Regions from separate parts of the Homo sapiens genome. Here region 2 is linked to region 1. Evidence: read pairs that join two places in POLR2A ChIA-PET (ENCODE). Cell type or tissue: PC-3. All regions are shown on one strand. Links, peaks and the distances in the headings refer to the core of each region. The heading gives the core; the rest is flanking DNA.

The links. Peaks named below come from ENCODE experiments on the same cell type or tissue, not always from the same donor. Only the 100,000 strongest peaks of a DNase experiment are listed, where the experiment ranks them.
Region 2: POLR2A ChIA-PET joins it to region 1 with 20 read pairs; 4 of 35 experiments call an interaction of 5 or more read pairs at or near these places.

What each region holds. Positions count from the first base shown.
Region 1 is chr19:12,941,851-12,950,505 of GRCh38, reverse strand. CALR (calreticulin) reads right to left here. Exons shown (of 9, transcript NM_004343.4): 8 at 6,877-6,969; 9 at 6,017-6,793. The coding sequence ends at 6,593. RAD23A (RAD23 nucleotide excision repair protein A) reads right to left here and starts at 4,644. Exons shown (of 9, transcript NM_005053.4): 1 at 4,486-4,644; 2 at 2,497-2,658; 3 at 2,148-2,329; 4 at 1,954-2,009; 5 at 1,693-1,820; 6 at 1,347-1,425; 7 at 1,098-1,231. The coding sequence starts at 4,557. RefSeq lists enhancers at 2,028-3,227, 4,543-4,762, 4,174-4,866 and silencers at 3,857-4,151, 4,123-4,182, 4,203-4,392, 4,403-4,482. In PC-3, for the core only: no CTCF peak of the experiment used is centred there; DNase peaks (open chromatin) are centred at 4,235 and 4,755; H3K4me3 peaks cover 3,078 bases; H3K27ac peaks cover 1,840 bases.
Region 2 is chr19:13,179,646-13,187,950 of GRCh38, reverse strand. No RefSeq gene overlaps it. Among named protein-coding and RNA genes, the nearest start is that of IER2, 33 kb to the right of the region's middle. RefSeq lists enhancers at 1-780, 781-1,691, 1,682-1,976, 2,605-3,106, 5,948-6,007. In PC-3, for the core only: no CTCF peak of the experiment used is centred there; no DNase peak of the experiment used is centred there; H3K27ac peaks cover 626 bases.

The sequences.
Region 1 (8,655 bases), core at 363-8,362:
TTGAACCCGGGAGGCGGAGGTTGCAGTGAGCCGGGATTGCGCCATTGCACTCCAGCCTGGGCGACAGAGCGAGATTTCCTCTCAAAAAAAAAAAGAAAAGAAAGTGCTTTTTAGTCATCTGCCTCATGGTTGAAAAGTGGACTGTGGGACTATGCAGTGGCAGAGGCCCAGGAAGAGGCTACCAGAGAGCTGGAGTGCAGGGAGGGGCTGAGTGGGAAGAGCAGACAGGACAAGGGGTAGACCCCAGCAGATCCCCAGGGCCTGGGGCTGAAGCAACCCCAAGCTAATCCTTGCAGAGATCGGGGAGGACTGGGGAGGTCTGTTCTAAGTCTTAGACGTCTAGTCTAGGGAGCACTTTGATGGAGAGTTAATTAAGCCAGCCATGGAGTGTGGCATTCAGAGAGGCCTGGGCTGGCTACATAGATTTGGGGGTTCCCATACAGACTGAAGGCCCCAGGACACTATGAGGGAGGGCTGAGTGCAGATGAAGAACACGACCGACCAGGAGGAGCTGGCAAGGGACTGAGAAGTGAGAGGAGAAGGGTCAGACAGCAGGGTCCTGAGCCAAGACCGGTAGGCACTTCACCGAGAACCCAGAGGAACCTACTTGCACCCAGGGGGCCACTCCCCCACTCTTCCTGTGAACCTTCAAGGGCAAGATGGAGCCTCACTGAGCAGAGTTGTCCCAGAGCCAACTGGGGCACAGCTGTCCTGGGTGACGTCATGCCACCTTACAGACATTTACGCAGCACCATCTGTATGTGAAGCCAGAGCCCCAGCCCAGGACCCCACCCCGAGGCAGGAGGCAGACACACACACTACCAGCTGCGTGACCCTGGGAATGACAGGCTGCTCTAAGTTTCCGGTGTCTTCTTCTGTGGGAGGTGATGTTGACAGCACCCACACCTTACAAGGTGGTTGGGAAGACTGAGAAACCAGGGGGGTCACCAGGTCACAGGAAGCACAGGGGCGTGGGGGAAGCATGTGCTTAGTCCTGCTTTCCGGACCTAGAACGATTCCTACGTGTTATGGACTCTGGTGCCCACAGGGAAGGGAAATGGTGGCTGCCCTAGCTCCCTCTGCCCTTGGGACCACACCTGTAAAAGCTGAGGGTTCTCCTGGCCCAGCTGCTGGAGCAGGGCGGGCAGCAGCGCAGGGTTCTGCTGAATCACCTGCCGCATGTTCTGGAACTGGGGCTGGTCCCGCAGGAACTCCAGGGGGTTCTCTCCTGCTGGTAGTAGGAAGGGGTGCAGTCAGACACCACGCCGGGCTCCTAGGAGCACTGCGGGGTGGAGTGTAATGTGAGTCAGGTACCTGGAGGGCAGATGCGGCATGTGCACACCCACCTGCTTCCGTGGCCGGCTGCTCCGATACCTGGCTCTCCTGGACAGAACCGTGTTCCGGCTCGGGGCTCCCAGGAATTCCCTGTCAGGGGTCCTGTTTAGTTCTAATGCACAGACCTCCTGCTGCCACCCTCCTCCATGCCCTGGCAGGACACAGATGAGGCCTCGGCCCTGCCCTCCAGAGGCCCACCCATCACTCACATCCAGCCTCCTGTGGGAAGCCTTTAGTGGCTAGAATCACTACCCAAAGGCTTTTCAGGGCAGGTTTTGCCTTCCCAACCGCCCATCAGGGCAGTGACGCCCGGGTACTCCCTCAAGGCCTCCCCGGGAGGCGGAAGCCCCACCTCACCGTGAGCAGATACTCCACGGCTCGGTGGGGGTTGTTGTAGCTGGCTCTCAGGGCGGCCACGACCCGCTCTCGCTCATAGCCCATGGACATGATCTCCGTCAGCATCGTCTCATACTCAGAGCCCGTCACTGTGGAGGAAGCAGCAAAGCCTAGGTCACCAGGAAGAGGAAAGGGCAGCTCCCAGGCCCTCCCGCACCCAGACAAGGCCCAGCTGATGGCTGGGGCACCCAGTCACCTCTGCCCTGGGGACCACCCACCCACCTAGCGTGGAGGCCGCGTCTTCCTCTCGCCCGCTGCTACCTGAAGAGGGAACAGAGCTGCAAATTCAAGAGAGAGAAATCGGACCCTGGCTTCTGGCGGCTTGCCCTCCCTCCAGGTGTGTGGGACCACTTATGTGGACGCTGGAATGTGCTAGGAGGACAGGGCCCAAGCTGGGACTGCTGCCCCCGCCTTACCCTGACACAGACTCTGGGGACGTCGTGGGGGCGGATTCCTCTGATGGGCTCTTGTCCTCTCTGGCGGCAGGTGGGGGATGGGACATGCCTGAGGTGGGGGCAGGCGGGAAGGATGTAGAGGACTCTGGGGCAGCTGTGGGTGAGGCCTCTGGGGGTGCTGAGGTACCCTGGCCGGCTTTGGTCTGCAACAGCAAGAAAAAGGGAGCTGGCATCAGCAACCCTATCAGACCCAACAACCCGCTCCGCTGTGGCCCCGCCCTGTTCACAGCTAATCTCTCCTGGGCACACAGGCTCTTTGCCAGCTCCCCAGCTCGTCCACCCACCCTCCCAGCCAGCACACGTCACCCACCTTGGTCACCATGACGACCACAAAGTTCTTCTCATCGATGCGATAGTCCCTGATAGGGACATCGTCACTCAAGATCTTGCCGGCATAGATGAGTTTCTGTCCAGCCACGGGGAAGGCATCACGACCCTTCTCAGCTTCTATCTTCTCCTTTAGCACCTTCACCTAGAGGGAGTGGTACAGACAGTCACTGGAGACCCCAAGATTCTCTTTTCCCTTCTAGTTTAGGACAGAGAAACTGCCAGCCCTGATGGCAGAAAGGCAAGCACGCTGGGTTTTTTAAGCTTTCTCAGCATCTAAAGCATGCTAGATTTGAATTCATTCAATCATCATGCCATTCAACACAGTATTTACTTATACTAAACACCCATTATGTGCCAGGTGCTGTTTTAGACACAGAGGCCACAGCACAGAACAAACTCAACACAAGTAAGTCCCTGCTCTCAATGAGAGAACACTAATGTGAAGAAAATGTAATTTCGGGTAGTATAAAGTATAATTAACAGAATAAAGGGGACAGTCCCCCACTCTACACTCTACCTTGGACAATAAGTGACTAATAGTTAATAGTGATATTTTTTAATTTTAAGAGGCAGGATCTCGCTGCCGCCCATGCTGGATTGATGTGGCACGATCATCGCTGACTGCAGCCTCAAACTCCTGGGCTCAACTGGTACTCTTGTCCAGCCTTGGGAGTAGCTAGGACTAAAGGTACACACCACCACTCCAGACTAATTAAAAATAATTTTTTTTTGTAGATAAGAGTCTCCCTATGTTAGACTGGCTGGTCTCAAACTCCTGGCCTCAAGCAATCCTCCTGCCTCTGCCTCCCAAATCATCAGGATTAGAGGCATGAGCCACCGTGCCTGGCCAATAGTGCTACTGTAAATGTATATGTGTCATACCTTTTAAGTTTCCTATGAAATACGTTTAATTGGTCTCATTTTATTTATTGATTTTTGTTTCTTTTTTTTGTAGAGAACGGGGTCTCACTGTGTTGCCAGGATGATCTCGAATTCCTAGGCTCAAGGGCTCCTCTTCCCTCTGCCTCCCTAAGTGCTGGGATTACAGGCGGAAGCCAGCAGGCGACCGGTTCATTTGATATTTGAGAAAACGGAGGCACAGACAGGTAGGCAGGTTAACTTGCCCAAAGCCAAACACTTGAGCGGATCAAAAAATGTGTGTTTCCTTTTCTACAAAAAGTGGACTTCAATGTCTCCCTCACTATGCAAAAAGCGCCAAGTACCCAATAGACATTCAGTATGTTTGAATTAGGTCCTAATTCTACTTTTGACTAAAAAGGCAGCATAATATTTATATCGTGGACGCTCACACGAGGCAGAACCGAATTTGAATCCCAGCTCTGCCATTACTTGTGTGTGACTGTGGCAAAGTTCCTCAATCCCTAGGTTTCCACATCTGTAAAATGATCAGAGGTCCCCAATGACAAGCCCGTTTTGCAGAGCGGTAAAACAACACTACAACACTCGGTGACTGATAAAAAGTAAACGGCCAACAAACACGGACCACCAAAATTATAAAGACTGAGACCCGTTTATTATCATTAACATCGTTGTTGTCGTCACTACTCAGTATCTCCTGGTCATTACTCCTAGATTCGACCACCAGTGTCCCAAGGAGACGCCTGCAAAGCTGGGAACGTGGAGCCCAGTCTTGGAGAGCTTGGCCTGCCCAGGAATCCGAGCTTGTGACTCCCGCGCCCCGCGAGAGCGCTGACATTGGAGCCGGGGCCTGGCCAGCGCCCCGGGGGTGGGGCCTCGCCCGGAGACCGGCGCAGGAGCGCCGCCCGATCGGCTGGGGGCTGGGCCAAAGACCATCGGGGGGTCCAGGAAAGTCGGGCAGGTCGGGGGTCTGGGCAGGGCCGACCCGCGCCGTCCTCCCTGCCCCTCCCGTTGGGATTCTAGCCTCCCCGCCCCCACCCCACCCCCGAAACCCGTCGCTCCCGCCCCCGGGCTCCGGCCCGGCCCGCACCGTCTCGTCAGGCTCCATGCGGATCTTGAAGGTCTGCTGCTGCAGCGTTTTGAGCGTGATGGTGACGGCCATGGCGGGGCCCGAGCGACGCGGCGGCCCCGGGATCCTCACACAACATGCAACTCACGCCGCCGCCATCTTAGCGCCCAGGCGCGCCGCGCCGCGCGCCGACCACTTCCGGGGCAGGCAATGCGCGCGCTGACCACCGGCGCACGTGACCTGCGCACTCCCTCCTTGGCCTTTGTGGGCATGCGCACGAGCGCGTTCTCGAGCGAGGCACGCGCAGACTAAACTCCGCGCTGTGGGCGGGGCTTCTTGCTCGGCCCGCACACGTGGTCTCCTGAGTGACGCCATGCCCGTTATCGGTGACGTCACGGGGCTGCAAAGTGACTCTGGTGTCCCCACTCTCACGCTCAAATGAATTTTTAACAAAGTTTTTATGTACCTGTACTGGTTACAGACATTTGTATTTCTTCTGTAAAAACCTCATTTTGCCTCTTCCAAATGAGAATTTTTTCTTTCAAACAGTCTCTGTCACCCAGGCTGGAGTGCAGTGGCGCGATCTCGGCTCACTGCAGCTTCCGCCTTCCGGGTTCATGCAATTCTCCTGCCTCAGCCTCCCGAGTAACTGGGATTACAGGCACCCCCCACCACGCCCGGATAATTTTTTGTATTGGGTTTCACCGTGTTGGCCAGGCTGGTCTCAAAACTCCTGACCTCAGGTGATCCACCCGCCTCGGCCTCCCAAAGTGCTGGGATTACAGGCGTGAACCACCGTACCCGGCCCCCAAATGAGTTTTATTCTGGTCTGGGTATCCTGGCAGGAACCCTTGTAGAGCAGTCAAAGTGAAAGTTACTCAAAACTAGAAATACCTGAAAGGCCACCAAGCACAGAAAAAAAACCTTAAGTTGGAAGCGGGGGCAAGGTGCCATTTTGTAGCCTCATTCATTCTTTAGGGATCTGGAGTTTTGGAATGAACCTACAATTTTCATTCTTGGGTCTCCGGGCAGGAGTACTTTGTTGTACTATACCTAATCTGACCCCAGAAGTATTTAAAGATGTTAACTTTCAAAGCCTCACTACATTAAATACAGAATTCTCCCTTGGATCTACCAGTCCTGGAGGCATCCCAGAGGGGTTGGGCTGAGCCACAGGACCCCAAAGGAATAGAAGCATGAAAAAGGCCAGTTTAAGGGGCAGGGTGAACCAGATTGAGCCACTGTACGCCAGCCTGGACAACAGAGCGAGAGTCTATCTTAAAAATAAATAAATAAGCAGAACCAAAACTTACCAGTTAGGTTCAAGGATTCAGTAAGTTAGTATGTGGAGTATTTACAGCAGCAACAGCCATTCCCCCGTTGGTTTTGAGGGTTATGGGGTAAATAAGGGTCCCTGGAATCTTGTGGAACACTCAGCAACCTCTCTAGCAATAGCTGAAAAAGGAGATATACTGGAAACCCCCCCCCCCCCCAAAAAGACCACTGCTGGGTTTCCTTAAGTCTGTCTTTCCCCAGAAGGAGACACAGGAGGGAGACACAAAATTTAATTTAATAGAAATTTTGTTTGTAGTTCTTACATTCTCAGTGTGAGCCAATCTGGGACCCACTGCCCCACCCAGAAGTGGCCCAGTCCTGGGGGCAGGGGAGAAAGGGAGGGGTGAAATGAGAAGAGCCCCGTTCTTCCTCAGTGCTGGGGGGTTGGAGACACCACCCCCTTCTGCTGCCCTCCTCTGGGCTCCAGGAAGGAGAGCAGATGAAATCTCAGGCCTGTGGCTTCTCCACACCACTGCCCCCCAGGTTGGAGGGGAGCTAAGAGATGAGAGAAGGGGACAGAGGCAAGAAAAGATGTTGATCAAGAAAGATGAGAACCAGGGGTGAGGGCTGAAGGAGAATCAAAGATAAAATACCAGTTTAAAAAAAAAAAAAAAAAAGGGCGGGGAGGGGGTGGGGGAGAGTGGAGGAGGGGAACAAAACCAAAATCCACCCCAAATCCGAACCAGCCTGGAAAAAAATGAAAGTTCTCGAGTCTCACAGAGACATTATTTGGCGCGGCCAGCTCTGCGGCAGGAGCGCTCAGGCCTCAGTCCAGCCCTGGAGGCAGGCCTCTCTACAGCTCGTCCTTGGCCTGGCCGGGGACATCTTCCTCCTCATCTTCCTCCTTGTCCTCCTCATCCTCCTCATCCTCATCTTTGTCCTCATCATCCTCCTTGTCCTCTGCCTCCTCCTCCTCTTTGCGTTTCTTGTCTTCTTCCTCCTCCTTAAGCCTCTGCTCCTCGTCCTGTTTGTCCTTCATTTGTTTCTCTGCTGCCTGCAGGCAGAGCACACACCTCAGGGCCTTGCCCCCTGCCAGCCCTGCCCGCCCCCGACATCAGGACCAGGACCAGGCCTCACCTTTGTTACGCCCCACGTCTCGTTGCCAAACTCCTCAGCGTATGCCTCATCGTTGGTGATGAGGAAGTTGTCAAAGATGGTGCCAGACTTGACCTGGAGGATGAATGGGAAGGATGGTCAGAGGTGATACCCGATAGCCCTTGCTTTGGACAGGGTTTCCACCTGTGTTCCTATAACCACTATATTCTGCTGCCTGCATCTGCAGAGAAGACAAGGAACACCGCTGACACTGCAGTTAAAAAGATGGAGAGGCCAGGTGAGGTGGATCACGCCTGTAATCCTCGCCCAGAGGCCAAGGTGGGCGGATCACGAGGTCAGGAGATCGAGACCACCCTGGCTAACACGGTGAAACCCCGTCTCTACTAAAAATACAAAAAATCAGCCAGGCGTGGTGGCAAGTGCCTGTAGTCCCAGCTATTTGGGAGGCTGAGACAGGAGAATGATGTGAACCCAGGAGGCGGAGCTTGCAGTGAGCCAAGATCGTGCCACTGCACTCCAGCCTGGGTGACAGAGTGAGACTCCATCTCCAAAAAAAAAAAAAAAAAAAAAAAAGATGGAAAGATGGAGAGACAGCCAGGGACGGGACGGGCTCATGCCTGTAATCCCAGCACTTTGGGAGGTCATGGCGAACGGATCACTTGAGGCCAGGAGTTCGAGACCAACCTGGGCAACATAGTGAAACTCTGTCTCTACTAAAAAAAATTAGCCCGGGGTCTGTGATGGCGCATCCCTGTAATCCCAGCTACTCAGGAGGCCGAGGCAGGAGAATCGCTTGAATCTGGGATGCAGAGGTTGTGGTGAGCCGCCGAGATTGCATCATTGCACTCCAGCCTGGGCAACAAGAGTGAAATTCCATCTCAAAAAAAAAAAAGCCCAGCGTCGTGGCGCATGCCTGTAATTCCAGCTGCTCGAGAGGATGAGGCATGAGAATCACTTGAACCTGGAAGGCAGAGGCTGCAGTGAGCCGAGATCAAGCCACTGCACTCCAACCTGGGTGACAGAGCAAGACTCTGTCTTAAAAAAAAAAAAAAAAAAAGATGGAGAGACTCAGGTGCTGTACTGCCCAGGTTCAAACCCCAGCTTTGTGGTTTCCTACCCCCATGACCTTGGGCCACTGACTTCAGTTCTCTGCACCTGTTTCTTGTTTCTCACTCTCTTATTCAGGTATTTTTCAGGTACCTACTACATGCCAGAACTGTCTTGGGCACAGAAGGTATTTCAGTGACCAAAACAGACAAAAATTCAGTCCCAGCATTTTTTTTTTTTTTTGGGACAGAGTCTCGCTATCACCCAGGCTGGAGTGCAATGGCATGATCTCAGCTCACTGCAAGCTCCGCCTCCCGGGTTCACGTCATCCTTTTGCCTCAGCCTCCCGAGTAGCTGGGACTACAGGCGCCCACCACCACACCTGGCAAATTTTTTGTATTTTTACTAGAGATGGGGTTTCATTCACCATGTTAGCCAGGATGGTCTCCATCTCCTGACCTTGTGATCCACCCGCCTTGGCCTCCCAAAGTGCTGGGATTACAGGTGTGAGCCACTGTGTCCGGCCAAGTCCCAACTTTTTTTGAGAGGGTCTCACTCTGTCACCGAGGCTGGAGTGCAGTGACATAATCATGGCTCACTGCAGCCTCGATGCCCCAGGCTCAAGTGATCATCCTTCTTCCTTGGTAGTTGGGACTACAGGTATGCATGACATCTCGCCAATTTTTAAAGTTTTTGTAGAGGCTAGGCATGGTGGCTAACCCTTGTAATCCCAGCACTTTGGGAGGCCGAGGC
Region 2 (8,305 bases), core at 306-8,305, 240 kb before region 1:
TTTAACCTGGGAGGCAGAGGTTGCAGTGAGCTGAGATCGTGCCACTGCACTCCAGCCTGGGTGACAGAGCAAGACTCCATCTCAAAAATAAAAAAATAAATACAAATACAAAAAATTAGCCGGGTGTAGTGGCAGGCCCCTGTAATCCCAGCTACTTGGGAGGCTGAGGCAGAAGAATTGCTTGAACCCAGGAGACAGAGGTTGCAGTGAGCCAAGCTCGCGCCATTGCTCTCCAGCCTGGGCGACAGAGCGAGACAAGAAAGAAAGAAGAAAGAGAGAAAGAGAGAGAGAGAGAGAGAAAGAAAGAGAAAGAGAGAGAGAGAGAGAGAAAGAAAGACAGGAAGGAAGGAAGGGAGGGAGGTAAGCAAGGAAGGGAGGGAGGGAAGGAAGGAGGAAGGGAGGGAGGGAGAGAGGGAGGAAAGGAAGGGAGGTGAAATTCACATAGCATAAAATTGTTTAAAATGTACAATTCTGAGGCATTCAGTACATTCACAATGTAATACAACCACCACCTGCATCTAGTTTCAGAATATTTTCATCACTCCACCTGTAATCACACGTACTCAGAAGGCTGAGGCGAGAGAATTGCTTTCCCTCAGGAGTTAGAGACCAGCCTCGGCAACATAGTGAGACCCCATCTATAAAAAATTTTTTTGGCTGGGCGTGGTAGCTCACACCTGTAATCCCAGTGAGAGGTGACAGCGTGCTGGCAGTCCTCACAGCCCTCCCTCGCTCTCAGCGCCTCCTCTGCCTGGGCTTCCACTTTGGCGGCACTTGGGGAGCCCTTCAGCCCACCGCTGCACTGTGGGAGCCCCTTTCTAGGCTGGCCAAGGCCGGAGCCCACTCCCTCAGCTTGCAGGGAGAGGCGCGAGCGGGAACCGGGGCTGCGTGCGGCGCTTGCGGGCCGGCTGGAGTTCCGGGTGGGCGTGGGCTTGGCGGGCCCTGCACTTGGAGCAGCCGGCTGGCCCGCCCCACCGGCCCCGGGCAATGAGGGGCTTAGCACCCGGGCCAGCAGCTGCAGAGGGTATACTGGGTCCCCCAGCAGCGCCAGCCCACCGGCGCTGCGCTCAATTTCTCGCCGGGCCTTAGCTGCCTTTCCGTGGGGCAGGGCTCGGGACCTGCAGCCCGCCATGCCTGAGCCTCCCACCCCCTCCGTGGGCTCCTGTACCGCCCGAGCCTCCTCGACGAGCGCCACCCCCTGCTCCACGGCGCCCAGTCCCATCCGACCACCCAAGGGCTGAGGAGTGCAGGCACACGGCGCGGGACTGGCAGGCAGCTCCACCTGCAGCCCCGGTGCAGGATACACTGGGTGAAGGCAGCTAGGCTCCTGAGTCTGGTGGGGCCTTGGAGAACCTTTATGTCTAGCTCAGGGATTGTAAATACACCAATCGGCACTCTGTATCTAGCTCAAGGTTTGTAAACACACCAATCAGCACCCTGTGTCTAGCTCAGGGTTTGTGAATCCACCAATCGACACTCTGTATGTAGCTACTCTGATGGGGCCTTGGAGAACCTTTATGTCTAGCTCAGGGATTGTGAATACACCAATCAGCACTCTGTATCTAGCTCAAGATTTGTAAACACACCAATCAGCACCCTGTGTCTAGCTCGGGCTTTGTTAATGCCCCAATGGACACTCTGTATCTAGCTAATCTGGTGGGGACGTGGAGAACCTTTGTGTCTGGCTCAGGGATTGTAAACGCACCAATCAGCGCCCTGTCAAAACAGACCACTGGGCGCTACCAATCGGCAGGATGTGGGTGGGACCAGATGAGAGAATAAAGGCAGGCTGTCCCAGCTGGCAGTGGCAACGCGTTCCAGTCCGTTTCCACACTGTGGAAGCTTTGTTATTTTGCTCTTTGCAATAAATATTGCTACTGACCACTCTTTGAGTCCACACTGCTTTTATGAGCTGTAACACTCACCGCAAAGGTCTGCAGCTTCACTCCTGAAGCCAGGGAGACCACCAGCCCACCGGGAGGAACAAACAACTCCAGATGCGCCGCCTCAAGAGCTGTGACACTCACTGCAAAGGTCTGCAGCTTCACTCCTGAGCCAGCGAGATCACGAACCCACCAGAAGGAAGAAACTCCGAACACATCCAAACGTCAGAAGGAACAAACTTCAGATTTGCCCCCTTAAGGGCTGTAACACTCACTGCGGGGGTCCGCGGCTTCATACTAGAAGTCAGTGAGACCAAGAACCCACCAACTCCGGACACACCAGCACTTTGGGAGGACAAAGCAGGCGAATCATTGGCGGTCAGGAGTTCGAGACCAGCCTGGCCAACATGGTGAAACCCCATCTCTACTAAAAATACAAAAATCAGCCAGGCATGGTGGCACGTGCCTGTGATCCCAACTACTATGGAGGCTGTGGCATGAGAATCACTTGAACCCAGGAAGCAGAGGTTGTAGAGAGCCAAGATTGTGTCACTGCACTCCAGCCTGGGCAACAGAGCAAGACTGTCTCAAAGAAAAAAAAATTTTTTTTTTTTCTGAGATGGAGTTTTGCTCTTGTTGCCCAGGCTGGCGGGCAATGGCGTGATCTCGGCTCACTGCAACCTCCGTCTCCCGGGTTCAAGTGATTCTCCTGCCTCAGCCTCCCAAGTAGCTGGGATTACAAGCGTCCGCCACCATGCCTGGCTAATTTTTTTATTTTTAGTAGAGACCGGGGTTTTGCTATGTTGGCCAGGCTGGTCTCAAACTCCTGACCTCAGGTGATCCAGCCACGTCAGCCTCCCGCAGTGCTGGGATTACAGGCATGAGCCACCGAACCTGGCTGATATATATATACGTATACGTATACACACGTATGTATGCATATACACACGTATGTATGCGTATACACACGTATGTATGCGTATACACACACGTATGTATGCGTATACACACACGTATGTATGCGTATACACACACGTATGTATGCGTATACACACACGTGTATATATACACGCACGTATATATACACATACACGTATATATACACATACACATGTATATATACACATGTATATACATATATATACACATATATACATATATATATATTTTTTTAGCTGGACACAGTGGCTCACCTCTGCAGTCCCATTGTTTTGAGAGGCAGAGTCAGAATTGCTTGAGCCCAGGATTTCAAGGCTACAGTGTGTTTATTTTATTTTTATTTACTTTTATTTATTTATTTTTTTGATATAGAGTCTCGCTCTGTTGCCCAGGCTAGAGTGCAGTGGCGTGATCTTGGCACACTGCAGGCTCCGCCTCCCGGGTTCACGCCATTCTCTTGCCTCAGCCTCCTGAGTAGCTGGGACTACAGGCTCCCGCCACCACGCCCGGCTAATTTTTTGTATTTTTAGTAGAGACGGGGCTTCACCATGTTAGCCAGGGTGGTCTCTATATCCTGACCTCATAATCCGCCCACCTCGGCCTCCCAAAGTGCTGGGATTACAGGCGTGAGCCACCACGCCAGGCCTGCAGTGTGTTTATTTTTAAAAATAAAATTAATACGAGGCCGGGAGCAGTGGCTCACGCCTGTAATCCTAGCACTTTGAGAGGTTGAGGCGGGCAGATCACCTGAGGTCGGGAGTTCAAGACCAGTCTGGCCAACAACGTGGTGAAACCCTGTCTCTAGAAAAATAAAAAAAACAATTAGCCGGGCATGGTGGGGGGTGCCTGTAATCCCAGCTACTCCGGAGGCTGAGGCAGGAGAATTGCTTGAACCCGGAAGAGGGAGGTTGCGGTAAGCCGAGGTTGTGCCATTGCACTCCAGCCTGGGCAACAAGAGCAAACCTCCGTCGAAAAAAAAAAAATTAATACAATAATACACATAAAAATAAATTAGCCCAGCATGGTGCATGCCCATAGTCCCAGCTGCTCTAGAGGCTGAAGTGGGAGGATTGCTTGAGCCCAGGAGTTTGAGGCTGCATTGAGCAATAGTCATGCCACTGGACTCCAGCCTGGGAGACAGAGCAAGACCCCATCTCTAATAAATAAATAAATAGGAAAAGGCCATGAATGTGTCCCTCTGGGAGGAGGCGGGTGCCTCAGAATCCTGCAGGAGTTACCAGCTGTTAAGCGAGGTCACTGCATAAGCCTGGGGGGCTATCACCGGCCCTCAGCTCCCTGTGGGAACTCCTGAGTTGGGGGCCACCCACAGGGCTTCTCATGGGGTGCAGAGCTGGGCAGGGATGGGGGAGGGCAGCTTAGGCAGCGAGCACCCAGGGTCCACTGGGACCAGCCCAACAGGGCTTCTCAGGGAGACGCTCCCAGCATCTCAGGGAGGACCCCTTCAGGCCTTGCTCTGAACCATTCATCCTGGTGAGGACCCAGCAGTGGAGGTGGAGAGAGTATGCTTTATTTATTATATTTACTTTGATTTGTTTTAAGATGGAGTCTAGCTCTGTTGCCCAGGCTAGAGTGTAGTGGCGGGATCTTGGCTCACTGCAACCTCTGCCTCCCAGGTTCCAGCGATTCTCCTGCCTTAGCCTCCTGAGTAGCTGGGATTACAGGGACCTCCCAACATCATGCCCGGCTAATTTTTGTATTTTTAGTAGAGACGGGGGTTTCACCATGTTGGCCAGGCTGGTCTCGAACTCCTGACCTCAAGTGATCTGCCCACCTCAGCCTCCCAAAGTGCTGAGATTACAAGTGTGAGCCACCATGCCCGGCTTTATTTATTTATTTATTTAATTTATTTTTTGAGATGGAGTCTCGCTCCATCGCCCAGCCTGGAGTGCAGTGGTGCGATCTCGGCTCACTGCAAGCTCCGCCTCCCAGGTTCATGCCATTCTCCTGCCTCAGCCTCCCGAGTAGCTGGGACTACAGGCGCCCGCCACCACACCTGGCTAATTTTTTGTATTTTTAGTAGAGATGGGGTTTCACCGTGTTAGCCAGGATGGTCTCGATCTCCTGACCTCGTGATCCATCTGCCTCGGCCTCCCAAAGTGCTGAGATTACAGGCGTGAGCCACCGCGCCCGGCCTATTTATTTATTTTTTAGTCAGGATCTCTCTGTCACCCAGGCTAGTGCAGTGGCACGAGCATAGCTCACTGCAACTTCGATCTTCTGGGCTCAAGCAATCCTCCCTCCCCAGCCTCCCAAGTAGCTGGGACTACAGGTATCAGCCACTGCACCCAGCTAAGTAAAATATATATATATTTGTAGGGCTGGGCACAGTGCCTCCCGCTTGTAATCCCAGCACCTTGTGAGGCCGAGGGGGGCAGATCACCTGAGGTCAGGAGTTCAAGACTAGCCTGACCAACATGGTGAAACCTCATCTCTACTAAAAATACAAAATTAGCTGGGCGTGGTGGCACAAGCCTGTAATCCCAGCTACTCAGGAGACTGAAGCAGGAGAAAAAATATGTATATATATAATCGCTATATATATATAATCGCTATACATATATATATACACATAATCGCTATATATATATATATATATGTAAAGATGGGGTCTCACTATGTTGCCTAGGCTGGTCTTGAATCCCTGAGCTCCAGTGACCCTCCCACCTCAGCCTTCCAACCTCAGCTTCCTCCAACCTCAGTGTTGAGAATATAGGTGTGAACCATGGTGCCAGTGTCTTAAAATATAGCTCTGCAACACCTGACACTGCAGGGCTATGGCCCCGGGCTGCATGCCGTCAGTGCCAATGGAAGGAAGCTAACAGCCACCCCTGACCCGACTATCCTCCCTCGGCGCCGGGGTTTCAGACGCCTCCGCCTCTTGGTCCCTTCCTTCAAAGCCTCAAACAGCCCACTGACAGGCCCAGGCTCAGAGGTCCAGGCTTTCTGTAAATGTGAGATATAAAAAGAACCGTGGGGTAGAAATGGCCCCCAGCTTGCTAACACATGCCACCCCCACGCTGCCCACAGCACCACAAACACCCCCCCACACACAGATGTGCGCTCGTGCGCCTACATGCAGACACACGGTGACAAGCCCGCATTTAGAATCAGGGAGAAGGAGGCCAGCCAGCTGGGAGGAAGCCAAGCCTGACTTTATGAGGAAGGCCTCTCTCCTCAGGCAGAGCTGGCCCCTGGAAATGGTAAATCCTGTGGCTTCCCTAGCTAAAGTGGGTCAAGCCTACACTAGGAATTCACCTCCTAGCAAGGACACAAGGACACTGTTAGGCCCTGGCTACCAGGCCCTGGCAGGACTCAGCCCAAGACCGGCCTTTCTGGACTTTTTTTTTTTTTTTTTTTTTTTTTTGCAGACAGGGTCTTGCTCTGTCACCCAGGCTGGAAAGCAGTGGCACGATCATAGCTCACTGCAGCTGCAGCCTTGACCTCCTGGGATCAAGCGACCCTCCTGCCTTGGCCTCCCAAAGTGCTGGGATTGAGAGCCCCCTTCCCCAGGCCTTCCCAGGCTTTGTTACTTTTTATTTTTATTATTATTATTTTTTAAGTCTCGTTCTGTCTCCCAGACAGACAGTGGTGCCATCTCAGCTCACTGCAACCTCCGCCTTCTGGGTTCAAGCGATTCTCCTGCCTCAGCCTCCTGAGTAGCTGGGATTACAGGCACCTGCCACCACGCCCAGCTAATTTTTGTACTTTTAGTAGATACAGGGTTTCACCGTGTTGGCCAGGCTTGTCTTGAACCCCTGACCTCAGGTGATCTGCCCGCCTCGGCCTCTGAAAGTGCTGGGATTACAGGCATGAGCCACCGCACCGGGCCCTTCCCAGGCTTTGAACGCACATGCAGGACGGCCAAGAATGTGACCATGGAGCCTCCACACCTCCCGTCCCTCCGTCCCACCTTCTCCTGGCCACATGGCTACACTTCTGCCTGGGGAGCCCATCTCTCTGTGCCCACTTCTCTGCCTCCAAAGACCCTTCTTCTTCTCTCTCAGTGTCTGCAGCCCCTACTCAGCCAGCCCCCTGAGATCTCGGCTCATGCACCCAACCCCACCTGCAGCCCAAGAGCTCCCTACACCCACCCAGAGCCACGAGGCATTCATCTCCTGCCTCAGCCCATCTATCCTCCCCAGCAGCGGACTGCATCCTTTGCCCACCCATTTGGAATTTTCTGCCGTTCCTTCAACTGTATTTTGAGCATCAGCTGAGGATCAAGCACAGGCCTGGGAGCTGGGAGTGCACAGTGCTGAGGAAGAAGGATCCTGTTCCAGCCCTCAAGGGCTCACCATCAGATGGGGGAGGATCAATCAGCCCAGCCTACATCAACAAACCAAAAAGAGGCCAGGCGTGGTGGCTCACATCTGTAATCCCAGCACTTTGGGAGGCCGAGGCGGGCAGATCACCTGAGGTCAGGAGTTTGAGACCAGCCTGGCCAGCATGGTGAAACCCCATCTCTACTAAAAATACAAAAATGAGCCAGGCATGGTGGTAGGGGCCTGTAATCCCAGCTGCTCAGGAGGCTGAGGCAGGAGAATCTCTTGAACCCGAGAAGCAGAGGCTGGATTGAGCCGAGATCACACCACTGCACTCCAGCCTGGATGACAGAGCGAGACTGTGTCCCAAAAAAAAAAAGGAAAGCTCACTGGCTTAGAGACAGGAAGTAGAACAGTAGAAGGGGCTGGGGGTGTGCAGAGAATATTGATTTGATGTTTAACAGAGGTTGAGTTTCAGTTTGGGATGATGAAAGTATTCTGGGCCAGGCAAGGTGGCTCACGCCTGTAATCCCAGCACTTTCGGATGCCGAGGCGGGTAGATCACCTGAGGTCGGGAGTTCGAGACCAGCCTGGCCAACATGGGGAAACCCCATCTCTACTAAAAATACAAAAATTAGCCAGGCATGGTGATAGGTGCCTCCACACCCAGCTACTCGGGAGGCTGAGGCTCAAACATCGCTTGAACCCGGGAGGCAGAGGTTGCAGTGAGCTGAGATAGCATCACTGCACTCCAGCCTGGGAAATAGAGCAAAACTCTGTCTCATAAAAATATATAATAATAATAATAAAGCACTGATCCATGCTGCAACATGCATTAACCACCACCCACCCCCCCACCAAAAAAAACAACAACAAAAAAAACCCATGATGGCAGGCTGGGCGCAGTGGCTCATGCCTGTAATCCCAGCACTTTGAGAAGTCCAGGTAGGAGCATGGCTTGAAGCCAGTTCAACACCAGCCTGGGCAACAAAGCAAGACCCTGTGGTTTTTTTTGAGACACAGTCTTGCTCTGTTGCCCAGGCTGGAGTGCAGTGGCACAATCTCGGCTCACTGCAAGCTCTGCCTCCCGGTTCATGCCATTTTCCTGGCTCAGCCTCCCAAGTAGCTGGGACTACAGGTGCCCGCCACCACGCCTGGCTAATTTTTTTGTATTTTTAGTAGAGACGGGGTTTCACCGTG